Linked DNA regions of Homo sapiens: region 1 is linked to region 2. The links are chromatin loops, found by intact Hi-C in ENCODE. Cell type or tissue: CD14-positive monocyte. All regions are shown on one strand. Links, peaks and the distances in the headings refer to the core of each region. The heading gives the core; the rest is flanking DNA. Region 1 overlaps PTPN1 (protein tyrosine phosphatase non-receptor type 1). Region 2 has its middle 32 kb from the start of PTPN1.

Region 1 (15,480 bases), core at 2,889-10,888, 43 kb after region 2:
GGTTGGTCTTGAACTCCTGGCTTCAAGCGATCCTCCCACCTTGGCCTCCTGAAGTTGGGATTGCAGGCGTGAGCAGGTACTTTTTCTGAGGCCTGCCTGAGCCTATATATATTTTGCACAATTTGGCATTCCTCCCTACAGTGTTTATGCTGATTTGTTTCTGGTAACAACTAATACTGGCAAATCGGCTGGGCATGTTACTTTATGCTGCCCATATTCAGGAAAATTGGAATTCTAGCTGGGTCATTGTTCCCAGATGATGTAGTTTGGCACCAGCCATTCCATGTTCACATTTTGAGTATCCAGGAGGGCTGGGGACTTTGGAGTAGTTGGTGATTCCCTCTGCCACATTTCACTGGTTGGTCACTATGGCATCCTTTCCACCACACTAGTAGTCTAGGTTCTCAGATGTTGCTTATGAGCCTGCAATGGTTTCTAGTTTCACACTGCAGAAATGAGTGAAGCCGGTTACCCGTTAATATGGTCCCATCATCACTAGAGTAATTCATTGTTCTAAAACCAGATCTGAGTCTCTCACTCCTCTGCAACTACTTCTGATTCTTTCATAACACTTGTAAAGTCCAAACTCCTCTTTAGCATGGCAGCCAGCTTCCAGTCCTTCCCTCCTATGTGGCTTCCATTCTAGCCAGACAAGAAAGGGCAGCGTTCTCCAAACTCATCCTCGCCCTTCATTCCTCTATACCATTGCTGAGCACTTTGTTGAGGATGCCTCTCCCGTTCAATCTAGCTTGCATCTTCCAGCTCGAATGTGTGCTTCCTTGCACCAGAGTTTTGTTCCGTCACCTGTGTGTTTTCATACAAGCTGGCACATATCTCTTCTAAAGCCCTGCTGTCATTGTAGCTGCGTCTTTACAAACATTTTTTTTTTAAATTTTTATAAAGTCAAGGTCTCACTATATTGCCCAGGCTGGTCTCAAACTCCTGGGCTCAAGTGATCCTCCTGCCTTGGCCTCCCAGAGTGCTGGGATTATAGGTATGAGACACTGTGCCCAGCTGTAGCTGCTACTTTATATCCCAGGTCTATCTCCAATGGAGCCCAAGCTTCCTGAGGCCACCTGTTGTATCTTTCTCATTCATCTTGAAGTCCTCTGCTCCTGGCACAGAGTAGGTACCTAACAAGAGTTGGGATTGAATTGATGGTCAGTACTTTGCTAGCCTGATGGTATAAAGATGTACAAAACATGTTCCTGGCTCCCACTCTAGGGGGGCAATGATGGAAACAAATAGATTAGCCCACATTAGTACCAATAGTAGAGGTCACTCTGGGAGAAGGCCCCCACCACATTTTGAGTCATGGCCTAATGAGGTAATTTAGTATTGCCTGCTGCAGTGGCTTTGGAAGAAAGGCTGGCATTCTTAGCCAGTAGAAGCTGATACCACTGATTTGTTTCACAGAAGCTTTAAATATAACAATAAATTTGTGCTTGGCCTACGGTGAACTTTACAGGCAACTTGGAGGTAATATGTTTGTCTCTCTAAGAATTGTTGAATTCCTCTTCCCTCATCCCTCCTGACTGGTTCTCACAAGCCTAGCGGGCCTTTGCATGTGGTTGGTTCATAAAATACTTTTTGATTTTGGGATATAAAATATAGTTCTCCATAAAATAACGACTGTTACCAAGTCTTTGATTTTTTTTTTCAAACTATAAATGGTAATGACATTCTTTGGCCTTTGATCAGACCACCCTTAGGGGCAAGAGAGTAGTTTCATGTTTTGCTTTTTCTAGTGTCCCCTGTGTCTGGGTATAGTTGCAGTCTCAGCTGTCATACTAACAGTGCTGAGTGAGTCCCTTACTTTCTTTGGGTTTTGGTTTCTCCCTTGTAAAAATGATCCTGGACTAACTGATCATTAAGTTCAGGTCAAGTAATAAAAATCCTTAATGTACTCACAAATACAATTTAATGTTCCTGAATAATCCTTGTAAAAACTGCAGCAGTTACTCAGTTTTGTAAGGTGTGGTTGGGTACTATTAGGCTCAAAAGTTTATAGGAGCTTTGTGAGTATAGTTAACAACTCAAAAGAATGGGGTGTTTTTTCCCGAGGGGCATGAAATGTTTTTGATAAATAGAGTTCATTTGACTTGGTAATGTGGAAAATGAGTAGCCCTGACACGTACGCTATGCTTTTGCAGTTTTTCTCTCAAGTAGCAATTGGGTGGCTTTTCCTGTAAAAGATAGAGGAACTGATTCTTGAGAATTTACGAAAGCTTCAACCCTAACTAGGTATGCAAAGAATAGTTGCCCTTTATGTTGTAATTTTAGGAAGAAACCTACATCTGGTCTAAGTTTCATTTGAATAATATGATAGTTTACACATCTGCCATATTTGAGAAGAAAGTACCTAAGTCTCCAGCATTTTAGAAATAATGCTTTACTTTGTGTAGAAATGGTCTTTAGAGTTTAATAGCTGCTGCCCTCTCCTTTTTCAAAGCAGCTTGACATAATCATGAGTATCTTGCTGACAGCTTGTAAATTTTGATTGTATGAAAACTGAAAATAAGACCATTTCACATGGAAGATTCCCTCCTGCCCTGAAACAGCCAAAGAAAACTGTAGCCATCAAATCTATTGATCTCTGGGCTTTGGTACAAGTCACACTACTACAAATAAAATAATACCAAGTACTTATAAATGATTTTCAGTCCTTTTAAAGTTTATTTTTTTAATATTTTTTTTGAGATGGGGTCTTGCTGTGTCGTCCAGGCTGGAGTGCAGTGGCACAATCTTGGCTCACTGCAACCTCCACCTCCTGGGCTCAAGTGATCCTCCCACCTCAGGCTCCCAAGTAGCTGAGACTACAGGCATGTGCCATCACGCCCAGCTAATTTTTGTATTTTTTTGGAGTAGAGATGGGATTTTGCTGTGTTGCCCAGGCTGGTCTTGAACTCCTGGGCTTAAGCCATCTGTCTGCCTCAGGCTCCCAAAGTGTTGGGATTACAGGTGTGAGCCACTGTGCCCGGCCCAGCCCTTTTTTTAAGAGAAAAACGTATGACATCGTTCGATTTACTGAGTGCTTATGGTTTTACTAAGGCAGTAAGGTTTTATGGATACCCTATGGTAATTAGATAGAATTAGTGCTCTGAAGTCAGCTCTGTAATATGGACTCAGAGTAAACATGGCAAAGGGACACTTAAGGTCTGCATTTTCTCTGGGAAATAAACGTATTCTTTACTACTCTGAATCTAGTGCTGGGAAATTCTAAATCCTTCTTGAGGATTAACCACTTGAAGTAAAGTTTTGGGTCCCAAGTAGGCTTGTGTCCCTGTCTCCTTCTCTTTACTTTTCAGATGTTTCTTCCTAGAGACTGAGGTATATTTTACTTTTACAGATGAAGAAGGAAGCCTCGGCTGTGTTTGTGGCTTTTGTGGGTGAGCAACATCACTTGCAAAGATAAGATGAGCATAGCAAAACTAGGCTTTCAAAATAATTTTTAAAAATTTCTTAGTGATTAGAAAAGGAAAACTCTTCCCTTGTCTCTGTTAAGAAACGTTTTTCGACTTTTTTCCTTTCTTAATGGATCTTTTATTGGCACTTCTCTTCCTTTTGCAGAATCTTACTTAAAAGTCACTACGTTACATTACAGCAAACAGCTTAGCTAATTTTTATCCAGATGGGCCCCGGTTACAGGATTGTACACTATTGCGAATTTCTTACAGGAAAGTGAACATCAAGTAATTATTCCAAATAGAGTTCTCTTAAGAACGTGAGTTACTTAAAAATGTCTAAGGATGAAGTCACTTCTGAATATAACTTCACTCAAGAGAACAAATAAGCAAACTGCATTTAGCATAACATGGTAAATTAGCTTTAACTCTCCTTGATGTTTGAACATTTGTCGCTGTTAACTACTGTTTCACTTTTCAAATAGTCAGGGCTTAGTTTGCTTCTGTAAGGATAAAGGGAAAATACGCCTTCACTGAGTCATAAATATTTTTGTGGCTAACTTTTGCACAGAGAAAAGAGGCCTCTAAGAAGGTACCCAGTGAATTTTTTTTTCGGGGCAGGGAGAGAATATGTCATTTTTTGGTTTGTTGTTGTTGTTGTCATTGTTTTGCTTTGTTGTTTTTACTCTGAACTGAACTGTATCTTGACAGCACTTTTGAATTAAGAGCATTACTCTTATTGTTCTCTACTACCTGGACGCCACCTCCCTGTTGCCATAGTGTTAAGGATCATGCTCCGAGGTGGGGTGAGGCAGAATGGGGCCAAGATCAGAAAGTTACATTAAGCTACATCAGGTTTATACAAGCATAAAACCAAATTTTTGGAGCAGTCCCCAGAATACAACCTGGTTTAGCCACACCTAAAGGTTGCTCTTGAATATTCCTTGAGAATCCACATCCCTAGAATGCTGGGTTTCAATGGGCCCTTTATGTACCTATCATGGTGTCATTTCTGAGCATTTCTAAATATTCCTTCATGTCTTACTGACAGTTTTTCTTGAATAAATCTTAGGAATATTAGTGCCATTATCAGTATTTTGTTTGGTCTGTTCACACCACAAATAACTACCCAGGTCTGCTACTTGCCCCTATTTCTCTACCTGCTAATGAAAATGCTTTTGAAAGTTTGAGTAACAGTATTGGAGTGTGCACAGTGGTATTGGTAGGTTCTGTACTCATCCTTAACCACTTGTTTTCATCCTTTGTGAGCTTGAAGTTTCTCCAAAAAATTTATCACAAAACTTATCAGACATAGTTAATACACTCAGAGAGAGAATCACTGAAAAAGTAGATGTAGTTTAACAAACCCAGTGCCTTTTTTTTACCCATGAATACATATTTGTCAACTAAACCTCATTTTGCAACTTGTTCCACTACTCGAATGGTAACAAACTTTTGGTTTCCCAATAGATTTGGAAGATGTTGCTTTTGAAAGTAGGAAATAGATGGCTTTAGAAGATGGAAGAATATTTTGTTTGAAGTGGGAGCGTGGTATGTCCTTAGCTGTCTGTGAAATGCAGCTGAAGATGGGTGTGGGCCTTCATCTGCATTTCCCATCTTCAGTTTGAGGAGGTAGTTACCCTTCTAACCACTTAAGAACTGCATGGTACATGCTGTTTTATTTACAGGGCAAAACTGTGCTCCCGTAGTTTCCCTGGTGCTTGCCTTCACGTTAACACAGTGTCATCGTTTGGCAGTGTTTATGTGCCAGGGTCCATGTTAGAAGGAGGAAAGGTATAGCGAAGTTAAAGGGTGCAGTTGGCCTCCCACCTTTAGTTTTGTAAGTGCCTTTAAAGTTTGATTTTTGTAGGTTGATCATAAGGAAGTGATAAGTATGTTAGGTTATTTGTGGTTTGAGCTAATTTTAGTCTCTTTTTACAGCTTGCTTTGTATCCTTTGCCATTAAAACATGCTTTCTAGAAAGACAACTTTTGAATGTAGGACACAGTCTATATTCTATACTTGGCTACATTTCAAAAAATATTTTCTCAGTACTTTGGAAGTTGGACAGTTGGAAGCATAGTGACAGTATTTAAAAATCTTTGATTCCGGCCGGGCATGGTGGCTCACGCCTGTAATCCCAGCACTTTGGGAGGCCGAGGTGGGTGGATCACTTGAGGTCCGGAGTTCAGGACCAGCCTGACCAACATGGTGAAACCCTGTCTCTACTAAAAATACAAAATTAGCCGAGCGTGGTGGTACATGCCTGTAATCCCAGCTACTCAGGAGGCTGAGGCAGGAGAATCGCTTGAATCTGGGAGGCGGAGGTTGCATTGAGCCGAGATCATACCATTGCACTACAGCCTGGGGGACAAGAGTGAAACTCTGTCTCAAAAAAAAAAAAAAAATTAAGTGATTTCTTTGCTTTGTGACACTTCTACTTTTCCAGCAAGTAAATTATATTCTTTCATACAGGTATGAAATTCTTGTTCCAAGCTAGTGGTTAAAAAGGCACAGTTGATATTAGAGGATTTGTAAAAGATTATGACCACGCCTGCAATGTACTGAAGCAAGGCTTTGCTGGGCTGTGTATAGGAAACCTTCCCCAGCCTGTGCCCTTGCTTGATAGAACATTTTGCTCCTAAGGGTAGGTGCCTGTATCTGTCTCCAGTACTGGTTAGTTTCACACAGAACAGTTGTGTTTCAGAGCTTTAGTCTCAAGCTGCCCTGCTCCCCTGAAGCAGCCACCCTGAGCATGTGCACTCACAGGAGGGGACATGTGAGGTCATGGAAGAAGACGACTCAGGAAGAAGAAGACTTGGGTTTGGGTTCTGACTCTGCCTTTGACTGTTGTGGGATTTTGAGGAGTTGCATACAGGATCTGTAAAATGTAGTCATTAGACTAGACTAGACAGCCATATAGCATTACCTAGATGTAACTTTCTACAAAGACATGGTCACAGGAGAAGACCAGAGGGTGGGGTGATCTTTCTGGAAAAATTGGGGCTTCATGCCTTACTCATGCTAGATATGGTAGCATTATATGGCTGTGCCTGATCCCCCTAATCTAAAAGTGGGACAGAACTTTAAAATTTCATATTAACTCAAATTAAAACTTGAAAAAAACCCATTATTTCCTTAAAAATAATAAAATGCCCTGTGGGGGCATAAGTCACATTATATTTTAAAATTCCTGAATGCCACATGGATGAATGTAGTTCCTTTTGAAATTCTTCTTTTGTCTAAAGAGGAATGTTGGATTTTGTAATTGGACTAAAAAATCTTCCATTTGAGAGAGAAACAGTCTGCTGCATGTTCTACCCTTGTTCAGGATAAAACCCACTAATAGCTAACATTTATTGAATTCTGTGTTGTGCCTCAGGCACTGTGCAAAGTCCTTTACATGCAATGCTGTTTATTATATACTGTCAATTGGTCTATAACAGCAGGAAATGTTTCAGGAGGACAATGAGGTCCCAGACCCTCAGTCTTCTCCTGTGTCCTGGATTCAGCTTCACAATAGCACTATGGCAGTGTGGCCACTGCTTCAGCTTCCACATACATGGCTGTGAAGAGAGACAGGGGATTGTGCTAAGCCTCCCCGATTTATTAGGACATAGGAGGAGAGAGTTTGTAGTTTTTGACCTTTGCCTAGTTTTCTAACCTCTTTCCTAGATGTCACAAATTGGCCACCCACAGTCATATTTTGCTTGCTTCACGCAATGCTTTTTAAAAAAGAGAAGAGTTTAATTTGTGCCATTGTTTATAAATGAATCAGGAGAAATGACATGCAACTCTGGATTCTGGCCTCTCTTGAAAAATCTGAAAATCACACCGTCTGAGCTTACACTGGCAGTGGTCTGCTGGACTGAGGGACACAACTCCTTTTGGATGTACATGTGTGCGTTGCAGAGTTTACCACAGTCCCACAGTGGGTCACACTGTCCTTGTCGGTGTACACTACCTAGCACTTGAGTTTGCAACCCCTACCCCAAGCTGAGTTTTCTCGTCAAGCTTGATGTTAATGTTATGTGATGCTTGGCCTTGTAGGTATTTGGTATATTATCGTTAGATAAAATTGAAGCAAAGGGCTAAAGGGTTGGTGGCCTGAGGGAGTGCCCTTGACAGTAAAGTCTAGGATAAAATCATTGGCCAGGTACTCCTTCCCTTCCCGCCCTTCCTCTTTTCTCTTTATCCTCAGCCTCCTTCTGCTATTTTGAGGAAGTTAGAAGCCACCACCATTTTTTCCCACCTCAGGCAACTGAGTGTGGCTGTATTTCTGTCCCATGTTCAGTTATTTCCAGGAACTATTTTTGATGACCAACTTGAAGTTACATTGGGTGGGCCTAATGGGGGCTGATAAAAGAATGAGGTGACCAAATATGCTTGCACTGAGACGGCTACGAAGTAAGGTTTTTAATGACTTGCTTTGTGACTTGGTCAGGAGTGATACCATTTGTCATGTGTCCAACTTCATGACTAAATGGTTGCTCTACCTTATCCTCATAGCTATAATAAAATAAAATAAATACATACATTGCAGGGAGGAATGTATCTTGTTAAAGGTCTCTCCCTTTTAGCAACAAAAGTACATATTATGTTGTAGAACATGCTTTTTCTTTGATCCTTCTTGAACACCTATTACTCTATAGAGGTATGTTGTGTATGGCAAATTAGAACAAGCAATAGATAAGGATGATTCTTTACCATTATAACCCAGTCAAGGTCTTTGTCCTAAGTTTTGTACCTTTCTCCAGAGGGAAAGGTATTTGTATTTATTTATTTATTTTTGAGGCAGAGTTTTGCTCTTGTTGCCCAGGCTGGGGTGCAATGGCACGATCTCAGCTCACTGTAACATCCGCCTCCCGAGTTCAAGTGATTCTCCTGCCTCAGCCTCCCGAGTAGCTGGGATTACAGGTGCCTGCCACGATGCCCGGCTAATTTTTTTTTTTTTTTTTGTATTTTTAGTAGAGATGGGGTTTCATCATGTTGGCCAGGCTGGTCTTGAACTCCTGACCTCAGGTGATCCATCCACCTCGGCCTCCCAAAGTGTTGGGATTACAGGCATCAGCCACTGCCTCCGGCCAGGTATTTGTATTTTTAGTCTCTATGCCTTACCGTCTCAGATCAGGAGGATTTGGTGATTTATCGAATGTGGGGGAAGGGGAAGAAGAGGAAACGGGAGGAATGTTCCAGATTAGGGAAATAGCTAGATGGAAGATGCAGCCCCTCATCAAGGTGGGGACACAGGAAAAGGAACGTGTGCAAAGAAGATGGTGATCTGGTTGTGACCATGTTGTTAGAGGACGTCCAGGGAAGCATCTGGTAGGTGGTGGGGTGTTTAAATATAGAACATTCGGAGAATGCTCCGAAGCTTCAGAGAACCCTTCCCAAAAGGACAAAACCAGCTCAGTGTTTTAGCACTCCGGGATCATATGGCATGACAGCATGGCTGCTTTATACTTTTTTGTGTATGTGAAATTAAAACCAACCACTCAGGACCAATTTCTCTGAAGCTTTTTGTCAATCTTTCATTTGCTTTTCTCGTCTAGATTGTAAGCTCCTTGCAGCCAGTGTCTGTTGATTCAGTCATTCAAAAAATAATACATGAACAGCTACTAGGTACCAGGCTCTGTGCTGGGCAGTTGGGATATGTGGTGAGGAAGACAAACTTGGTCCCTGCCCTTAGGAAGTTCAGTAGTCCAGCAGACAAAGTGGCTGAATAAAGATAATCTCAGTTCACAGTGATAAGAGCTCTTACAGGCCTAGGCTCCAGGTGCTGTGGGGATGCTCAGGAAAAGGTATCTAATTGGGATTGGGAGCAGGCAAAACAAATAAAGGATAGTGTATAAAGGTAATATCTAGTTGAAGTTCTGAAGGGCAAGGAGGAGTGAGCCTGTATATTCTCTGAGTCTCTCCCTAATCTGGGATTGACTTCTTGTCCGTCTCTGTTCATATTAAGTGTCACCTAGGCTTGAAAGGGTGAGATCATATTTCACTTCCTTCCTCTTTGGTCTTAACCTTTCTCTGCTACCCCCTCACACAATGCATATGCATTATTCTCTTATTGTATATATTTTTCCTCTCTTCCTTTTCATGTTTCCTCTGCCATTACTTTTAACCTCGACTGCCATATGGCCTCTAAACGCTTCCAGAAGGGTAGCCTAGTGGAGGTTATTCCATCATGGCCTTGAGCTCATGCGACCAGATAGTGAAGGCATCTGTGTAGGTGTCTTCTCCAGGAGGGTGATATTTGTTTCATTGTAAATTTTGTAGCCCTAGAACACCAACAACAGTGCACAGTAATTAGTAGGCAGGCAGTACAGGATTCATTGAAGTGAAGTGATAACTTTTATCCAAGTATGTATGCAGATAATCTTTGATTTGTACAAAAAAAATTATATTTTAATATGTAAAGATTTTTTAAAAGAATCTTCAAGTTTTAGCCTTCCCACTAGGAATATATTGAAAACATGTGCCTAGTTCACTGACTTGCAGCTGCCACTATGAGAATAAAGGTCTCATTTAGTTGTTGTGAATTTTAAGGGATATTTTCAATGATGTTGGCTGGTTTATCCCATTATGTGGTCTTTTTTTTTTTTTTTTTTTTTTTTTGAGGTGGAGTCTCGCTCTGTCACCCAGGCTGGAGTGCAGTGGCGCAATCTCGACTCACTGCAACCTCCGCCTCCCGGGTTCAAGCGATTCTGCTGTCTCAGCCTCCTAAGTAGCTGGGATTACAGGCGCCTGCCACTACGCCCAGCTAATTTTTGGTATTTTTGGTAGAGAAGGGTTTCACCATGTTGGTCAGGCTGGTCTCGAACTCCTGACCTCATGATCCACTCACTTCAGCCTCCCAAAGTGCTGGGATTACAGGCGTGAGCCACCATGCCCAGCCTATGTGCTCTTATTAGCAATTCTCAGTACACAGATAGCTTTGAGTGATTCTTTCAAGTCAAGTACCTTATTAAAAAACTCAAGTGTACTGATAATTATCTTACTTTTAAATGGCTAAGTGATAAGACTGAATTTTTAGGTACTGTAACACTTCAGATTACAGATTCTGATATTTTTATGGTTATTTATATTTATTTATTTTTGAGATGGAGTTTTGCTCTTGCTGCCTAGGCTGGAGTGCAATGGCACGATCTCGGCTCACTGCAACCTCCGCCTCCCAGGTTCAAGCGATTCTCCTGCCTCAGCCTCCTGAGTAGCTGGGATTACAGTCACCCGCCACTACAGCCGGCTAATTTTTGTTATTTTTAATAGAGACAATGTTTCACCATGTTGGCCAGGGTGGTCTCGCACTTCTGACCTCTGGCGATCCGCCCGCCTCGGCCTCCCAAAGTGCTGGGATTACAGGCGTGAGCCACCGCACCTGGCCTGGTTACTTAAATTTAAATACAAAAATTATGTTGATTAATTCTGAATGATTTCCTGATTGCTCCCCGTTTACCATTCACACATTTATTAAATTCTTCGCTTGCCATATAGAAGCAGTCTCTCTGCCATATATGCCATATAGATAACAGAACTAGCTGTCTGCAAACCACTGAAATTGTGAAAACATCTCCCCTTTTTTCCTGTTTCTAATTCTAGCTATGAGGATTATATACAGAAGTAGTCCTGGATTTGATTTTTTTTTTTTTTTGATGATTGTTTTTTGATAGTTGTTGACTACAAATCATTTAAACGTCTGAAAGGGGAAAGGTTTTCCTTAAAAATGGATGACAAAGGAGAATAAAAAGGTATTTTGACTATTTTTTTGAATGATGAGTTTTTTTTTTCTCTTTCTTGTTTTCTTTTGGAGTCATTTATGTGTCACTGAGTGGATACCATGGAACATGTGGCAGAAGTAGATATATGGGGTAAAAGAACCATAGTTCATAAGCTCCTTGACAGAATCACTGAAGTGTAGCCGTTATATGGCCACTGTCGCAGGGGGAGGCAGCAGTTTTGAAGAAGGGGATGAGTAATAATGAGTGATAAAAAGGCATCCTGGATAGAAGACCAAACTCTGCAGAAGACCCCAGTTTGATTATGCTTTTGTTTTCTGATTTGCGGAGGAGAGTGAAAATGCCTGAGGGGTGCGGGGGAGCACATAGGGTGTATGTGTGTGTGTGTGCGCGTGCAGATTCTCTCTTTCACTGTATGTATTTGTATGCATGTATGTATCTTAGGACTTAAGCTTTCTAGTCAATAAATTGCCATAGTGGGGAATTGCTTAATTGCTTGCCTTCTGTTGTTGTATTTAATTTAATTTTATTTTTAATGATTTTTTTGGTGGGGTACAGGGTCTTAACTATGTTGTCCAGGCTGGTCTTGAACTCCTAAACTCAAGTGATCCTCCCGCCTCGGGCTCCCAAAATGCTGGGATTACAGGTGTGAGCCACCATGCCCAGCTTAGTTGTATTTTAAATGGGCCTGTTTGCAGCATTCCCTACTCCCCTTAGTTTACCTGGCTCACAACCTGTCTTTCCATATCAAGGCTTCTGTCACCCCTGGCCCATGTCAGTGCATTTGGGCAGCCCACCCAGCATCATCACCTCATGTCCCAGGGAACTTCCTGTTCCTCTCTTCCAGCTATTTCCTTCCCTGGCAGTTGAGATAGTCTCTACCTTTGACCTACTGTTAAGCTCAGACCTTCTGCTCTCTAGTTACAGCCTCTGTGCTGCCAGATTCCCTCGCTCAGTTGCTTTCTCTAGTTTGGGTTTTCTCCTTTATTCAGATTTCCAGCTGTTTCTCTCCTCCCCCCACCGCAGCCTCCTCACTTCCCTCCTTATGCATCTGAGACTGTGGTCAGTCACTTTAGATGCTGCCTCTCCACTGTACTTGTGTCCATCTTCTTACCTACCACCTCTAGCCCTGGAGCAGGCTCTTCCCCTGTCTTTGTCTTCCTGGGCCCAGGCTCCTAAGCGCTGCTGGAAAAAAAATCCCCCAGTATTGAGCCCCTAGAAATCCAGTCTTTAATCCCAAATCTGTCTCCCCCAGCATCTGGCCATCAGATCTAAAGCTTACCTGCCATCCTTTCCACCTCATTTCTCTCACAGGGGAAAAGGAGCCTTTGCTCCTAGAGTCTGCGCTCCTGACCCCTTCCCATCTCACCTGTTCAAGGCATCTTGCAATAAGGGGTTGGTGACTCTCGAGGAATGGATCCCAGGCCCTCCCTATTATCATCTTATGTATGCCAGTTCAACGTTCTCAGCTTCCTCCAGCCGAGACGGCCCCTCCAGCCACTGCTTTATACTCTCCTTCTCTGGTTGAAATTTTTGAAGTAAATAGGTCACTCTGCCCATCGTTCATCTTCCAGTCACTCTGTGTGTTTATCTTCCAGGGAAGTGAGGCTCTATGCTACCAAGCCACTGAAATAATTTTTTTTTTTTTCCAGACTGAGTCTTGCTCTGTCACCCAGGCTGGAGTGCAGTGCCGCAGTCTTGGCTCACTGCAACCTCTGCCTCCCGGCTTCAGGCGATTCTCCTGCCCCAGCCTCCTGAGTAGCTGGGATTACAGGTGCCTGTCATCACGCCTGGCTAATTTTTTGTATTTTTGGTAGAGATGGGGCTTCACCATGTTGGCCAGGCTTGTTGGCATGTTGACCATGTTGGCCAGGCTAGCCTCAAGTGATCCACCCGTCAGCCTCCCAAAGTGCTGAGATTACAGGTGTGAGCCACCGCACCTGGCCTGAAATAATTCTTGACAAGATCTGCTTCCTTGTTACTAATACAGTGGATATTTTGCATCCTAATTTTAATGCAGTTCAGTGTGGTAGACCTGTATTTGCATATTGAATATTCCCTTCCCTGTTTTAATAACTCTATTTTTTCCTTTTCTTTTATATCTCCTGCTTCTCTAGCTAGTCCTAGACCTTACTCATCGGTGTCTTCTCTGTTTGTTCCTCAACTTGAGGAGTTCCTACAGGGTTTACCCAATCTGCTGCTTTCATTTAGCCCTTTTGTTCTTTTTGAGCCATCTCATTCACTCACCCAGGATGTAGCATCGGCCCTTGAATTCAGTGTGCACACATACACTGTGCACTATGGGACAGCCTTCAGAGGCACTTTGTTCCTGAAATTGTGGTGGTCTTTGCCTCTCATGGAGCCTTGCATATGCTGTTTCCTCTGCCTGGAATATCCTACCTTTTACTTAACTGATTCTCGTTCTTCTTTCCAGTCACATTTTGTACATTTCTTCTGGGAAGCTTTCTCTGATTTCCCCTTTCCACAGGTCCAAGTTAACTGCCTTGTCTAGGTCCTCCCATGGCCCTCTGAAGGCCTCCTTTCATAGCACCATGTCTGAGTATACTGTAATAACACGCATTGCTCTGTAATAGCCTGTTTACTTACCTATTGCCAAGTAATCTATCAAGTCTTATAAAGGGCGGGGCTGCTTTTGTTCTAGTCATTTGTATCTCTTAGTACCCAATATAGTGTTTGGCATATAGAAAATACCCAACAAGGCCAGTCGCAGTGGCTCATACCTGTAATCCGAGCACTTTGGTAGGCTGAGGTGGGCGGATCACTTGAGGTCAGGAGTTTGAGACCAGCCTGGCCAACATGGTGAAACCCTGTCTCTACTAAAAATACAAAAATTAGCCAGGCGTGGTGGCGGGTGCCTGTAGTCCCAGCTACTTGGGAGGCTGAGGCAGGAGAATCACTTGAACTGGGGAGGTGGAGGTTGCAGTGAGCTGAGATCACTCCACTGCACTCCAGCCTGGGTGACAGAGTGAGACTCCATCTTAAAAAAAAAAAAGACTCCATCTTAAAAAAAAAAAAAAAGAAAAAAGAAAGAAAATACCCAATAAGTAGTTCCTGAATGAATAGATGAGAATGCTGTTTAGAAGGTTCATGAATTGGAAACCGTGATTGCTAGGGAGGCTTTGAGTTGATGGTATTGTGTTGAACCATGTGTTACCCAGGATCAATTTAGATTTTACACTTTGTTTTCTCTGTTCCTTTTTATAGTAATTTTCTGTATGTGGTGTTTTCCCCCCATGAGATTGTATACCATTTCTCAGCGAGAACTGTGTGTAATGCTTGGTGGCTCCCTCATGGTGCCTTGCATGGAATTGGACTTCGTTTCAGTGGATCTGATCCCAGTTATGTTAATGCTCGATGGAGCTAAGTCTTATCTCGAAGCAGTCCATGTCTTCATCAGCTGGCCCTGCCTCCATGCCCTGCACAGACCATGCCACTCTGGAGAGGTAGTTTCCCTGTGGCTTATTAGTCTTATGTTCCAGTGTGCTGGCCAAGTATGAGAGACATCAGTGGTATGAGAGAGTCTCTCTCATTCAAACTTCGTAGGTTTTGTAGCTGGGACTGACCAGTGCTGACAGGAAATAGAGGCATTTATTAAAAGCCAGAGATTTTTCAAGTTGCAGGAAGCAAAGCTCTTGTTAGCTATGATTTTGTGGTGGGTTTGGTAGTCCAATATAAAAGTAAAAACTGGATGACAATGGGAGGAGCATGCTTGGGTCTCCAAAGTTAGATCATTTTTCCTAAGTAATTTGTCTTTAAACTTTTACTGGTTTGGAATTTCCTGAGATTTTGATCTTGCCAGAAAGTTTATAGCAAAAGTTCTGAGCAGATGACACTTTTGCGTCTGAAACCAAATCATTGTTTTTGTTTTTAACTTTTTTCTTAATATATTATCCTTAGTTCAGCCCTGAAGATTATTCTGTTATTTGTGGATCTCAACTTTCCCCCCATCTCCTGGATCTTTGTGAAATGAATGGTATTAATTGAATAGAGAAGGAAGATATAAACATAAACTTAGTCAAAAACTTGTTCTTGACTAGGCAAGTTGGGCTTTATAGCTTTGAGCTGATGACATGTCTATTCTTGTGAAAAAGGGATTTTTAGTGTTGGTTTGGCTTCTTGTTATATTTGATTTATTATTATTATCATTATCATTATTTTTGAGACAGAGTCTTGCTCTGTCGCCCAGGCTGGAGTGCAGTGGCTCAATCTCGGCTCAGTGCAACCTCCGCCTCCCAGGTTCAAGCGATTCTCGTGCCTCAGCCTCTGGAGTAGCTGGGATTACAGGCGGGTGCCACTACACCTGGCTAATATTTGTATTTTTA
Region 2 (15,480 bases), core at 3,411-11,410:
TGCTGGTGGGAGTGTCTTTATGCTATGAGCAGTGAGGGCAACTAGAGGTCACTTTTGTCACCATCTGCTTGTTTCAGCGAGTTTCTTTACTGCATCCTGTTTTGATCAGCAGGGCTGTGATTTGTGCTTGGAAAATAAGTCCTACTGATCTCCTACCTCACCTTCTTTATCTGGAAAAGGAAGTCTTAGAGATGAACACTGTAGGCAAAGAGAGAGCTAGAAGGTAACATGGAATTTTTCAACGGCCAGACCTGAAAGTAGCTTCCATCACTTTTGCATATCCCATTGGGCATAAATGAGCCATGTACTTTCAACCTTACTGCAAGGAAGGCTGGGAAAGGTAGAGGAGCATGTAGATATTGAGTGAGGGGTGTCTTTGTGACATCTACTATGTTCAAAGACAGTGCTAGGAGCTGGGGCAGTCATGGGGGAGCAAGACCAACAAGGTTCCTGCCCTCATAGGTCCTCCCTTCTAATGAGGGAGATAGACAATAAACCTCTGCTCTAAACATGATCCCAGATATATGTCATTTTGCACTTGAGCAAGAATATCTGATGGATACATTTTCAGAATCTGTGGCTGCTGCGTCAAAGGGTATATATATTTGTCATTTCAACAGATATGGTCAAATTGTCCTCCATAGGACTGTGCCAATTTCCACCTCCACCATCAAGGTACAAAAGTGCTTTTTTTTGCCTGCAGGCTTGCCAACACAGTGTGTTATCAGACTTTTGGATTTTTGCCAATCTGATAGGCGAGAAATGATCTCTGTGTACTTTTAATTTGCATTTTTCTTATTATAAAGGAAGTTGAACATCCTTTCACATGTTTATGAGCTATTTGTATTTCCTTTTCTGTGTACTTGTGTGTACATATCCCTCATCCATTTTCCTCTGAGTCATTGATTGAGGATATTACTAAATGAAAAAGTGAAGGGACAGAACAGAATGCATAGTAGAATCATTTTTGTAAATGAAAAGTGAAACAATATGTTGGCATATACATATAAATATACTCGCATAGGCATAAAAATTTTCTAGAAGCAGCCAGGCGCGGTGGCTCACGCCTGTAATCCCAGCACTTTGGGAGGCCAAGGTGGGTGGATCACTTGAAGCCAGGAGTTCAAGACCAGCCTGGCCAACATGGTGAAACCCTGTTCCTACTAAAAATACAAAATTAGCTGGGCATGGTGGTGCGCACCTGTAATCCCAGCTACTCAGGAGGCTGAGTCAGGAGAATCACTTGAGCCCAGGAGGCGGAGGTTGCAGTGAGCTGAGATTGCGCCATTGCACTCCAGCCTGGGTAACAAGAGCAAAACTCCACCTCAAAAAAAAAAAAAAAAGAAGGTGTAAACAACTACAGATGTCCACCATGAACACCTCCTGTGTGCAAGGCACTGTGGAAGCTGCTGGGAATACAATGGTGAACAAGATGTGTGTGGTCCCTGCCCTCAAGGAGCTAACATCTTAGAGGGTGAGAGAAGAAGGGCAAATTAACAAATGTTTTAGGTCAGGCGCGGTAGCTCACACCTGTAATCCGAGCACTTTGGGAGGCCTAGGTGGGTGGATTGCTTGAGCCCAGGAGTTCGAGAATAGCCTGGCAAAATGGCAAAACCCCATCTCTACAAAAAATACAAAAATTGGCCAGGCATGGTGATGCATGCCTATAGTCCCAGGTACTGGGGAGGCTGAGGTGGGAGAATCACTTGAGCCCAAGAAGTTGAGGCTGCAGTGAGCCATGATCATGCCACTGCACTCCAGCCTGGGCATCAGAGCGAGATCCTGTCTCAAAAGAAAAGAAAAGACCAACAAATCAGTGGGAAAATGGTCAAAAAAAGATCAAAAAGAGGAAAAAGCAAATGGCTCTTAAGCATACCAAAAGATGCTCAGTTTTGGCCAGGCACAGTGGCTCACGCCAGCACTTTGGGAGGCCGAGGAGGGCGGATCACCCGAGGTTGGGAGTTCAAGACCAGCCTGACCAACATAGAGAAGCCCTGTCTCTACTAAAAATACAAAATTAGCCAGGTGTAGTGGTGCATGCTTGTAATCCCAGCTACTTGGGAGGCTGAGGCAGGAGAGTCGCTTGAACCCGGGAGGCGGAGGTTCCAGTGAGCCAAGGTCACACCATTGCACTCCTGCCTGGGCAACAAGAGTGAAACTCCGACTAAAAAAAAAAAAGCTCAATTGCATGTATAAAAAGAGAAATGAGATACCATTTCCTACCACCACCCCGCCCCCACCATTGCACTGGTTTAACCAAAGTCTCAAATTGACAATCCACTGTGTTGGTAAGGGTGTCAGAAAATGAGCACACGCAAACTGATGCGACTCCACATGAAGAGGACTTTGGCATTATTCATTAAGTTTAAAATGACCATAGCTGTTACCAAGGCAATTCTGCTTTTAGGAGTTCATCCTACAGATTTATTCACACACAGCATGGACGCATAACATTTTAAGGGAATGGGGAGGAACAGAATATATATTCACATTTGCTTGTACATGCATAAACCATCTTAGAAAGATATGCAATGGACTAATAACTGATTGTGGGAAGGAACAGCATATGCAAAAGGCCCCAAGCTGAAAAAGAGGTTGGTGTATTTCAGGAACTAAGAGTGTGCCTGGGAAGGATGACATGTGACAAGTGGTGGCCTGAGGCTGCTGAGCCTTGTAGATCACCACTTAGGAGTCTGGTCTTGAGTCCAAATGCAGTGGGAAGACATTCAAAAGAAGATGATCTGATTTCCATTTTAAAAGCATCTTGCTGCCATTTGGAGAAACTACTGGAGGAAGGCAAGACGCAAGTCAGGAGACTGATTAGCAGGCTGGACAGTTCCCTGAGGGAGGGACAGGGAGCGGGTGGCTGCACCTGAGAGGTGGCAGTGGTGAAAACGAGCAGGCAGATTGAAGACAGTTTGAAATTGCAATGGATGAGTTGGATGTGGCCCAGGAGGGGTAACAGAGCAGACTCAAGGAAGACTCAAGGCTGAATTCTGGCTTACGTGGCCACATGGGTGGCTATGGAGGCTACTGGGCTGGGAAGGCTAGAGAAAGGGGCCCAGATTTCGCTTGGGTACCCCAGGGTGGGGTGTGTTAAGGTTGAGAAGTCAATAAACATCTGAGTGGCAACTTCCCCCTCTCTCTCCACTTCCCCAACCCCGCCTAGGGTCATGGTGAGGGTGGGGAGTGGGAAAAGGGCAGGGCATAAAAATAAAAAATAAAACGCCAGGCACGATGGCTCACACCTGTAATCCCAGCACTTTGGGAGGCTGAGGTGGGCAGATCACTTGAGGCCAGGAGTTTGAGACCAGCCTGGGCAATGTGATGAAACTGTCTCTAGTAAAAATACAAAAATTAGCTGGGCGTAGTGGTGTATGCCTGTAATCCCAGCTACTAGGGAGGCTGAGGCAGAAGAATTGCTTGAACCCGGGAGACAGAGGCTGCAGTGAGCCGAGATCGTGCCACTGCACTCCAGCCTGGGCAACAGAGCAAGACTCTGTCTCAAAAATAAAATAAATAAAATAAAATAAAATAAAATAAAATAAATAAAATAAAAATGTTCATAGCAGCTTTATTCATAATAACTCAAAACTGGAAGTGGCCCAAGTGTTCAACAGCAGAATGGATAAATGTTTACTATCCACAGCAGAATGGATAAATGGATAAATGTTTACTATATATATATATGTATGTGTATATATGTATGTATACATACAAATATATTACAAATATACAAATATATTATTTAATCTATAATCTGGGAAGTCTACTAAAATAGTCTAAATATATTATTAGTATACATTATTTTAGTGTGCATATGTATATATATACACACATATATTAAAAGAATGAAAATGAACAAACTACTGATACAGCCCACACAAATGAATCTCACAGACATTCTGTTGCGCAACAGAAGCCAGACACCAAGGAGTACATATTGTCTAATGCCATTTATTCATTTTATTTATTTATTTATTGAGATGAAGTCTTGTTCTGTTGCCCAGGCTGGAGTGCAGTGGCGCGATGTCGGCTCACTGCAACCTCTGCCTCCCAGGTTCAAGCAATTCTCCTGCCTCAGCCTCCCAAGTAGCTGGGGCTACAGGCACGTGCCACCACGCCCAGCTAATTTTTTGTATTTTTAGTAGAGACAGGGTTTCACTGTGTTGGCCAGGATGGTCTCGATCTCCTGACCTCGTGATCCGCCCACCTCAGCTTCCCAAAGTGCTGGGATTACAGGCGTGAGCCACCGTGCTCGGCTGTCTAATGCCATTTATATGGACTTGTAGAATCAGCAAATCTAACTCGTGATGAAAGTAAAAACTGAGAAACCAAGTTTCCTGGAAGCACAAAAGGCAAGGCAAGATCTATTTTGAAGCAAGCTCAGAGTGGCAGCAGATTATGTAGGGGCCACAAGGCAGCCTTTAAGCTGCACCTCAAAAATAGCATCTGTCCCCTGGATATTTTAAGAGTGTCCTCTGCAGGGCATGGCAGGAGCCAGAGGCCTGTTTGGGCATCTCCAAGCGTGCACCTAAAGAATGTATCATCTGGCCGGGCACGGTGGCTCATGCCTATAATCCCAGCACTTTGGGAGGCCAAGGCGGGTGGATCACCTGAGGCCGGGAGTTCAAGACAAGCCTGGCCAACATGGTGAAACCCCGTCTCTACTAAAAATACAAAAATTAGCCAGGCAAGGTGGTGCATGCCTGTAATCCCGGCTGCTGGGGAGGCTGAGGCAGTAGAATCACTTGAACCCAGGAAGTGAAGTTTGCAGTGAGCTAAAAAAAAAAAAAAAAAAAAAGGAATGTATCACCCCGCCTCCCCTTGACCCTGAGCACCACCCGGCTCCAAAGCTGTGTCAGCAGCAATATAAAAGGTGCAGAGATAAAGAGAGACATTTAATTAGAAGATGATTTGGGAATCATCTTCTAATTTAGGAACCAAGCTGCAAAATATCTTTCTCCCTTAATGGCACAAATGGGGAATTTGGACTTTGAACCTTTTCTCTTGTCAGGCCACCAAAAACGTCTTCCTGTATTAATAGAAGGCAAATGTAAGGATTCAGGGCCAGGAGGGCTGTGGGCTGTGGGTCTTAGATTGTCTAGAGTCAGAACATTAAGAACATGAGAGCCCTTTCTGGACCTCTTTGTTTATGCGGGGCTTCTGCTGGGGCTTATAATCACCTCATCACTGCTGCTATTTTTGCAGTAATTATTAAGTACTTTAATACGTGCACAGGGCATGTGCAGTCCTTCAATTACACTGCTCCTGCCTCATTGTCGGGAGGCGAGTTGGAATTGTTCTCCTTGTTTTGCACAAAAGAAAGCAAAGGCCTGGGTGAATGAACAAGTTCAGGGTCAAAAATGAGTCAGCACAAGGGAGATGGCAGGAGGTGGGTGGGAACCCGGCAGTCCCTAGTTCCCGCCCAGCTTGAAGTGCTAGCAGGTCTAAATTCAAGGCATGTGCCACATCCTTGAAGAAGTGATCGACGGCCGGGCGTGGTGGCTCACGCCTGTAATCCTAGCACTTTAGGAGGCCGAGGCAGGAGGATTGCTTGAGCCTAGAAGTTCGAAATCAGCCTGGGCAACATAGTGAGACCCTCTCTAAAAAAAATAAAAATAGGCCACGGATGGTGGCTCACACCTGTAATCCCAGCACTTTGGGAGGCCGAGGCAGGCAGATCACTTGAGGTCAGGAGTTCAAGACTAGCCTGGCCAACATGGCAAAATCCCATCTCTACTAAAAATACAAAAATTAGCTGGGTGTGCTGGCGCATGCCTGTAATCCCAGATACTCGGGAGGCTGAGGCAGGAGAATTGCTTGAACCCGGGAGGCAGAGATTGCAGTGAGCTAAGATTGTGCCACTGCACTCCAGCCTGGGCCACAGAACAAGACTCTGTCTGAAAAAAAGAAAAAAAAATCACCTGGTTCATAGTAAGATGTCATTGTTAATTTTGGAAGGTGTGCTAATAGCATGGTGGTTTCAGAAAAAAAAAAAAAAAGAACAACTTAGTATCAACTACTGGTGAAGTGACAAAAGGCTTACGATGAAATTGACAAAATGAATGTGGATAATTGCTGAAGGTGGATACTGGAGAGTTAGTTATATGACTCTATTTTTCTAGATGATGTTTGAAATTTTCCATAGTACATGTTTTGAAATTGTATAGACTAAATGTTGCAAACTTGTATCTTATGGGTAAAATGCTGCTCACAAAAATCCTGTACCTCCTTTAGATGGGTCCTTGGCTCTCAGTGTGCCACAGTCCCCACCCTTCCCTATTATAGCCTGACACTGTTCATCATCACTCTTGGGTCACTGTTTTTGTTTAAGTAGAATTAAAAGGAAACTGAATGAGTTCTCTTGGGGCAAGACTGTTATTTGCCATCCATATGTCCAACCTCTACTTCTTTCTTACTTATAGAAACTCCTACACTATTGGCAATGAATTTTGAAATAACATTTCCCAGTTTCTCTTGAAGCTAAGAATTGCCCAGTGTTTCTCAGTCAGAGGTGATTTTGTCCCCCAGAGGACATCTGGCAAAGTCTTGGAAGACAGTTTTGGTTACCACAACAGGGGCAGGGAGGGAGGCAGGGAGTGCTCTACTGATATCTGGTGGGTGGGTAGAGGTCAGGGTACTGCTAGACAGCCCTCCAATCCCCAGGTCTCCCTCCCACAACAAAGAATTATGCAGTCCAAAATGTCAGTAGTGCCCGATTGAATGGCCAATGCATGATAAGTGGAAGTTGATGTTGGGGTTTCCAAGAAAGCCCTTTGGTGTCTTGCCAATCTTCCTAGAATATAAACATGATGGCTGGAGTTTGAGCAGCCATTCTGTGACCTTGAGGAGGGAGGTTCTATGCTAAAGATGGAAGGAAATGGGATCCCCGAAAACATCATAGAATTGCCATATCTGTTCTTTGGAATGCAGATTTTCAGACATGGTTTTATGTGAAAGAAATAAATCTCTAATATGTTTAAGTCACTGAAATCAAGTCTCTGTTACTGTCAGCCAAGTGCAGTTTCTAAATGATTTGTCTCTGTGCCCAGTTCTCTATGCTAATGGAGAAAGGAAAGATAGACTAAGAGGGCCATATGTTTAAAGAAAAAAAAAAAAAAAAGGCCTGGGACATGCTGGCTCTTGCCTATAATCCCAGCACTTCGGGAGGCCGAGGCGGGCAGATCACCTGAGGCTGGGAGTTTGAGACCAGCCTGACCAACATGGAGAAACCCCGTCTCTACTAAAAATGCAAAATTAGCTGGGCATGGTGGCGCATGCCTGTAATCCCAGCTACTCGGGAGGCTGACGCAGGAGAATCGCTTGAACCAGGACCCGGGAGGCAGAGGTTGCAGTGAGCTGAGATCGCGCCATTGCACTCCAGCCTGGGTGACAAGAGTGAAACTCCGTCTCAAAAAAGAAAAGAAAAAGAAACGAGAAAATACGTTTCTTCACAACAATGAAACAGTTCATTGCCTTCATTTATGTCACTTCTTGATCCCTGTAGGCATTTGAGTTTGCAACTCCTGGACTGGTCCTTAACCAAAAAGATGAGGAAACTGAGGTCCTCAGCAGGTTAATGATGAGTTAGGAGTGAATCCACAACCTGGTCCCTCTCCCCGCATTTCTAAGGTACCAAGGCCTACGCACTGGCGAAGAATATGGTTTCTGCAGCCAGACAGACGTTGGTTCAAACACTGGTACTGACACAGGAAAAGTTCCCTTATCCTCCTCGAAGGGCATGCGATGGGGGTGTGGCTCACTTCCTCAGTGCTTCGCTGCTCAAAACCCCTAGGGGGAGCAGGCAGACGGGCAGGGTGTGGGACTCTGGCCACGCAGCGTCTAGGCGTGAATGTTTACAGCTCCTGAGGCCCCAGTGGGCGTGTGTTCCAGGGTGCTCTTTTCGTTTAACCGTCCATAGACAGCTTGTGTTAGCTCAATTAGACCCCTTGCCTTATCTCAAGGACAGAGGGCTATCTGTATCCTGGGGTTTCTTGCCTTGGCGTACCTGAAGAACTGGATCACACGTAGGCTTGGAGAATGAACGCAAGGTTTTATTGAGTGGAGGTAGCTCTCAGCAGATGGGGGAGCCAAAGGGGATGGAGTGGGAAGGCGATTTTCCCCTGGACCTGGGCCGCTGAGTGGCCCAGGCTCTCCTCCCACCACCCCAGCCAAACTCCAAGTTGTTCCACCGGTCGATGGCCTGCTGGCATCTGCCGGTGCCTGATGGTGTGCTCTCATGCCAGTTCCTTCTTCTCCAGGTCTAGTTGCTTGTGTCTTTTTTTTTTTTTTTTTTTTTTGAGATTTAGTCTCACTCTGTTACTCAAGCTGGAGTGCAGTGGCATGATCTGGGCTCACTGCAACCTCTGCCTCCTGGGTTCAAGTGATTCTAGTGCCTCAGCTGGGACTACAGGCACCTGCCACCACGCCCGCCTAATTTTTTTGTATCTTTTTTTTTTTTTTTTTTTTTTTTTTTTTTTAGTAAAGATGGGGTTTCACCATGTTGGCCAGGCTGGTCTCAAACTCCTGACCTCAAGTGATCTGCCCACCTTGGCCTCCCAAAGTGCTGGGATTACAGGCGTGAGCCACCGCACCTGGCCGTCGCTTGTGTCTTCTTCCACCAGTGCGTTCTTCTTGGCATCCAGCCACTTGTGTCTCTGCCTGCTAGGGTCTGGGGGTTTCTATAGGCATAGGATGGGGGCGTGGCAAGCCAGGGTGGTCTTGGGAAATGCAACATTCGTGCAGGAAAACAGAAATGCCTGTCCTCACGTAGGTCCGTGGGCACAGGCCCAGGGGTGAAGCCCTACCCAGGGACCACGCCCTTCCCTTCCCAGCACTTCCCTGCCCCCACTCCCGTATCAGTACCACCAATTACTAGCTCTGTGGCTTTATGCAGCTCACTTAGCTTCTCTGTCTCTCAGTTTCTGATGCGTAAAACAAGGATGACAATAAAGGCACCTATTGCCTAGGGCCATTAGGTGGATTCACATCAGTCCGTGCCCTGGCAGGAGGAGAGTTTTATGAATGGACTGTCTATAAAATGTAGGTGGGGACCGTCCATTTCTCCAACAGCTGGGAAGGATGTTGGTGTTGAAGTTTACACACCTATCAAGGACAGTAACTACCATGGCTTCTGGTGCTTTGACAAAACCTCCAATGCATAGCCTTCTGGTTAAGCGTCTGTGATTTCATATTATTGGAGCATTCATGGTATCCCTGGTGGTTGCAGCTTTCTACAAGATTGCTATGGCCGAACCAAGAAAGAAGGCATACGCAGATTTCTACAGAAATTATGATTCCATAAAAGATTTTGAGATGAGGAAGGCTGGTATCTTTCAGAGTACAAAGTGATCTTGGAATATGAAGAATTTCTTTGAGTTGAAATATCTAGAAGTTTGTCACTGACTTGTGTTCCTGAACTATGAAACATGAATGAATATGTCAGCTAAGAAATAGTTTCTCTTGGTCAGGCGTGGTGGCTCATGCCTGTTATCCCAGCACTTTGGGAAGCTGAGGCGGGCAGATCGCTTGAGATCAGGAGTTCGAGACCAGTCTGGCCAACATGGTGAAACCCCATCTCTACTAAAAATACAAAATTAGCTGGGCATGGTGGGCATGCCTGTAATCCCAGCTTCTTGGGAGGCCGAGGCAGAAGAATTGCTTGAACCTGGGAGGTGGAGGTTGCAGTGAGCTGAGATCGCAGCACCGCCCTGCAGCCTGGGCAACAGAGCCAGACTGTCTGAAAAAAAAAAAAAAAAAGGAAAAGAAAAAAGAAAGAAAGAAAGAAAGAGTTTCTTGACTAGGTGTGGTGGCTCATTCCTGTAATCCTAGCATTTTGGGAGGCCAAGGTGGGCAGATCACGAGGTCAGGAGTTCGAGACCAGCCAGGCCAACATGGTGAAACCCCATCTCTACTAAAAATACGAGAAATAATTAGCCAGGTGTGGTGGCGTGCGCCTGTAATCCCAGCTACTCAGGAGGCTGAGGCAGGAGAATCACTTGAACCTGGGAGGCGGAGGTTGCAGTGAGCCGAGATTGTGCCATCATTGCACTCCAGCCTGGGCAATGGAGCAAGACTGTTTCAAAAAAAAAAAAAAGAAAGAAAAAAAAGAAAAAAGAAATAGTTTCTCTTGATAAATAAACAATTAACAACAACAATAACAAAATGTAGGTGGGATTTACAGAACCCAGGGATGCTGCATCACTCCAGCGATAGTAACAAAGGGAGTTTATCACAGCTAGATAGTAACAGAGGGGTCCTTAGCACCCCCACATAGTAACAGTGGCCTGGAGGAGCAAAGGAAGAAGTGGTCTCCAGGTCCAGAGAGAGGGAGCTCTACAGAGAGGCTACCTGACAGAAGCTGTGTCATCCTTCAGTCAAGGGACACAGTAGACCATGGTGACCCAACAGGAGAGCTGGGGGAATAAACAGCTCCTCTGGAATTGAGATGTTCAGTTAGCCAAGTGCATTTGTTAGCTGCCCAACCACTCTAAGCTCACGAGGAGCAAGAGAAAGCATGCCTTCTTAGTAGCTACTAAACAAATCCTGAGATGAACTCTGATTGAACCAATCTGTGCCACATACCCATCTCTAAGCCAATCATCGTAGTTTTTTTGTTTGTTTGTTTGTTTGAGACGGAGTCTCGCTCTGTCACCCAGGCTGCAGTGCAGTGGTGCAATCTTGGCTCACTGCAACCTCCACCTCCCAGGTTCAAGCAATTTTCCTGCCTCAGCCTCCCAAGTAGCTGGGATTACAGGCTCCCGCCACCATACCCGGCTAATTTTAGTATTTTTAGTAGAGACGGGGTTTCACCATGTTGTCCAGGCTGGTCTCGAACTCCTGACCTCAGGTCATCCCCCCGCCTCAGCCTCCCAAAGCACTGGATTACAGGCGTGAGCCACTGTACCTAGCCAATCATCATAGTTATTGTACCTCCACTGCTCTGGTTCGTTGGTGCTAAGTCACATGCTCCTTGTTGGGTTACAGGCTCAAGGGAACTTCCTGATGGAGCGAACTTCCAGAAGGGGTGGTTCCCAAATGGAAACTCAGGTTACTTGGCATGGAAGAGAGTGCCGTAGATTCAGGGTGGCCCCAAATCAGCAAACATTCATTATATTCACGTTATAAAATGAAAGAACATTCAGAAAACAGCATAAAGTAGCATGATACCATTGGTAGGCACTGTGGGATTTCCCATCAGCCATCCTCAAAACTTATTTTTGGCAAATGAAAGTGTTGGACTAGGGTAACTCTTCCCTGCCAACATTCAACATGTGTGACTATCCCCAGAAAGTAACTACGTAGGAACAAGAACATGAGATGCTCCCAGCTGGAGCCCCAAGGGCCATTTCCAAAGCTACCAACAGAGCGTCCTCTGTGTTTCAGTAAGGGTAACTTTCTGCAAAATACAACAAAGATGTTCATGTGAAATAAAGGGGGTGATTTATGTATGAAAAGGTGGGGTGTGAGCCTTGTGAATACCATGGGAAGATGAGGTCCTTCCACTCAGGGAATAGGAGCCCCGTGGTTTGGCCCCAGATGGTAAACAGGAGTGCTGTTTAGTTGAAGAACAGCATGTCCCATTCTGTTCTTTTGGGGAGATTTAAAGCAAGACCGTTTGCAATTGGATCTAATTGATAAGTGTCTTAGTTTGGAATCCCCTGTTGGCACACCTCATATCTTAGTTTAGATTCTCTAGATACAGACCCTGAGACAAAGACTCAAGGACACATCACTTCTTTGGAAGGCAAAAGAAATACGAGTAGAGAAGAAAAGAGACCCAGGGAAAGGAGGACAACCAATATTAAGCAAGTTATCAAGACAGTTACTGCCCTAGGCAAGTGAAGCTTAATTCCACCTGTGTAGAACACATGTCTCAGAGTTATCTTACCTGAAGGATCAGCAACTCCATCTTGGAAGCTAATCCGCCATGTTGGCTTCTGATTAACCCCTGTTCCAAGAAGGCCTCTAAGATTTCTAGTTTATCTATTATTCCTTGTGTAAGAGCAGGTTCTGACTCTATATCCTGTCCTTAGGTCAAACAACCTTGATGTTATCTTACTTCAACTGTTCTACACATCCCTTCTGAACCACCCCTCTCCTATGGTATAGAAGCCCTGGGTCTGGGAGATAATGGAGTGGGGATCCACCATCTTGTCTGGCCACCGCAGGAGACACAGACGTGGCATCTGTTTCTAAGTTTCTATTAAAAGTTTCTTTCTAAGGAACTGAGTATGTCAGCATCATCTCTTCAGCCTCTCAGCTTCCTTGGACTTTGGGGTAAGTTTGCATAGACCTGCCCACTGCAAAACAATCAGGAAGCTGGGGTATTTATACACCACCTCTATCCATTCCTTGGTTGAAGGCAGCTGGAAAGAAGAGAAGGAATATTCATTCTCCAACCTCCTTTAGGCTGCTTGACTCTGACAACCAGAAGAAAAAACCCAAAAAACTCATAGAAAAAGATGCACATACTACCAGTTAGAAGTTGGGCAGTTGGCCAGGCGCAGTGGCTCATGCCTGTAATCCCAGCACTTTGGGAGGCTGAGGAGGGCGGATCACCTGAAGTCAGGAGTTCAAGACCAGCCTAGTCAACATGGTGAAACAAAATACAAAAATTAGCCGGGCGTGACGGTGGGTGCCTGTAATCCCAGGTACTTGGGAGGCTGAGGCAGGAGAATTGCTTGAACCCGGGAGGCAGAGGTTGTAGTGAGCCAAGATCATGCCACTGCACTCCAGTCTGGGCAACAGGGCAAGACTCTGTCTCAAAAACAAACAAACAAACAAAAAAAAGAGCTAGTTACCTTTATGGGCAACTGGGGCACAGTCCCAGAGGGGCCCTCAGGGGATGATGTGGAGTATACCGCAAGATTGTCTCAGGAAGGGTTGGGGAAACTGTGCTGTTTATCCGCAATGACCACTCTCAGCGGTTGAAGGTGGTGCCCGGGGCCAGCAACTCCAGTACACTTCCCTTCCCACACATGTGACCTGCCATGCGCACATGAAGCACACAGGCTCTGGGCAGAGAGATGCGGGTGCCGGAGGTTGGGTATACGTCACCAGCATTTATAGAACTGTCCATCTAGCTTCAGGCAGCTCTCTTGAGTGGGCTGAGGAGGATGAGTGAGCACTGATGCTGGCCAGGAAACTTAGGAGAAGGAGGGGAAAGGAAGAAAGGAACAAAACTAACATTTATAAAGTGCAGGGTAGTTGCCAGCCATTAGCACAGTTACTTTCGTTTTCTGATTCCCATTGTACAGTTGAGAAAAACGAGCTCAGAGAGGGAAAGTGACTTGCTCTTGACTATGTGACAGTTAAGTGCTGGAATTCCAGCTCAGATTGAGTCTACAAAGACAGTGTTCTCTATCTCCCTCTTCCTTTTCTCCTTGTCCTCCTCTTCTCTGCTTTTCTCTCCCTCTCCCTCCTCCCCACCACCTTGTTTATTTTTTTTCCAAATAATATTTAGAGTTACCAAGACAGAAGTCAAGAGGAAAGCTTTCTGGTGTCCTTAAAGATGTGCTTTATGAAAGATAGTTTTCATTTGCTCTTTTATTCATTTGACACATTTATTAAGCACCTATGATACGCAATATATAGAAAACAAGACAGACACAATCCTTGCCCCTTAGGCTTTATACTCTAGCAGGAAAAGGAGGCATTAAACAGCTAAATACACATGGCGAGGAGGGGGTAAGGGAAGCCTAGATGGGGAAGTGGGGGAGTGAGATGGGAACAGGAAGGCAGCCATAAAAAGCAATTAGTTGATTACGTTGTGATACAGGTTTCTCAACCTCCGCATTAGTGAAATTTTGACTGGATCATTCCTGTAGGCTGTTCTGGGCATTGTAGGATATTTAGCAGCGTCTCTGGCCTCTACCCACTAGATGCCAGTAGCATTCTTACCCTGGTTTTGACAACCAAAAATGTTTCCAGACATTGTCAAATGGCCCCTGGGGGGCAAAATCACTCCCAGTTGAGAACCACTGTGGTAAATAAGAAAGGCAGATACGAAAACATGTAACAAGGAAACAGAATCTAGGCATACCCACAAGGAAGTGCCTTTAGGACGAGATCCATGTGACAATAGGCATTAGCCAGGCAGAAAGCAGGAATGGCATCCTAAGTAGAGTAGACAGCATGTGCAAAGGCCCTGTAGCCAGACCTGAAAGGATACTGGAGAACAGAGAGTGGCCTGGTGAAATGGGCAGGGCTCAGTTCACACAGGGCCTTAGAGTCTGAGTTATAAATTTTAGCCTTTATCCATGGTCACTTTTCCTTTTTTTTTTTTTTTTTTTTGACACAGTTTCAGTCTTGTTGCCCAGGCTAGAGTGCAATTGTGCAATCTCAGCTCACTGCAACCTCCGCCTCCCAGGTTCAAGCAATTCTCCTGCCTCAGCCTCCCGAGTAGGGATGTGCCACCATGCCTGGCTAATTTTGTATTTTTAGTAGAGACGGGGGTTTCTCCATGTTGGCCAGGCTAGTTTCAAACTCCTGACCTCAGGTGATCTGCCCACCTCGGCCTCCCAAAGTGCTGGGATTACAGGCGTGAGCCACCATGCCCAGCCACTTTTACTTTTAAAATTCATTTCAGCATGGTTAAAATAATAAAAATAAACTAAATGACAACAGACAACATCAAGTGCTGACTAAGATGCAGAGCAACTGGAACTCCCATACACTGGTGGAAATGCACAACGGTAGAGCTTCTTTGGTTGTTTTTTTTTTTCTTTCTTTCTTTCTTTCCTTCCTTCCTTCCTTCCTTCCTTTCCTCTTTCTTTCTTTCTCTCTCTCTTTCTTTCTTTCTTTCTTTCTTTCTTTCTTTCTTTCTTTCTTTCTTTCTTTTTTTGAGACAGAGTCTTGCTCTGTTGCCCAGGTTGAGGTGCAGTGACACAATCTCGGCTCACTGGAACCTCCACCTCCTGGGTACAAGGGATTCTCGTGCCTCAGCCTCCTACAGTACAGCTTCTTTGGAAACAGTTTGGCAGGTTTGTTTGTTTGTTTGTAAAGTTAAACCTACGGTTATCATACAACTCACCAATCCTGGCCAGGCATAGTGGCTTATGCCTATAATCCCAGCACTTTGGGAGGCCAAGATGGGAGGATTGCTTGAGGTCAGGAGTTTGAGACCAGCCTGGTCAACACAGTAAGACCCCGTTTCTATAAAAATAAATAAATAAATAAATAAATAAATAAAGTAAAAATCCCACTTTTAGAAATATACCCAAATGAAATAAAAACTGTTTATTTAATAAAAACACAAAAACCTGTACAAGAACGTTTATAGTGGCTTTATTCATAAAGGCCAAAATATGGGAAACCATCTAAATGCCCCTCTACTGAGGAAAGATTGAACAAACGGCAGTACATCTGTACAATGGAATACTACTCACGAGTAACAAGATGAGAACTCTTTTTTTTTTTGAGATGGAGTTTCGTTCTTATCACCCAGGCTGGAGTGCAGCAGCATGATCTTGGCTC

The links. A loop is a pair of places that touch in the nucleus more often than their neighbours do. Peaks named below come from ENCODE experiments on the same cell type or tissue, not always from the same donor. Only the 100,000 strongest peaks of a DNase experiment are listed, where the experiment ranks them.
Region 1: it touches region 2 in a loop (1.8-fold over the local background); 15 of 110 quality-filtered maps call a loop at or near these places.

What each region holds. Positions count from the first base shown.
Region 1 is chr20:50,514,576-50,530,055 of GRCh38, forward strand. The region is part of intron 1 of PTPN1 (protein tyrosine phosphatase non-receptor type 1); the gene reads left to right. Among named protein-coding and RNA genes, the nearest start is that of PTPN1, 12 kb to the left of the region's middle. RefSeq lists a silencer at 6,051-6,100. In CD14-positive monocyte, for the core only: no CTCF peak of the experiment used is centred there; DNase peaks (open chromatin) are centred at 3,926 and 7,626; H3K4me3 peaks cover 2,659 bases; H3K27ac peaks cover 6,491 bases.
Region 2 is chr20:50,470,638-50,486,117 of GRCh38, forward strand. It overlaps the pseudogene COX6CP2. Among named protein-coding and RNA genes, the nearest start is that of PTPN1, 32 kb to the right of the region's middle. RefSeq lists enhancers at 13,145-13,194, 13,235-13,344. In CD14-positive monocyte, for the core only: CTCF peaks have their summits at 7,806 and 8,006; a DNase peak (open chromatin) is centred at 7,784.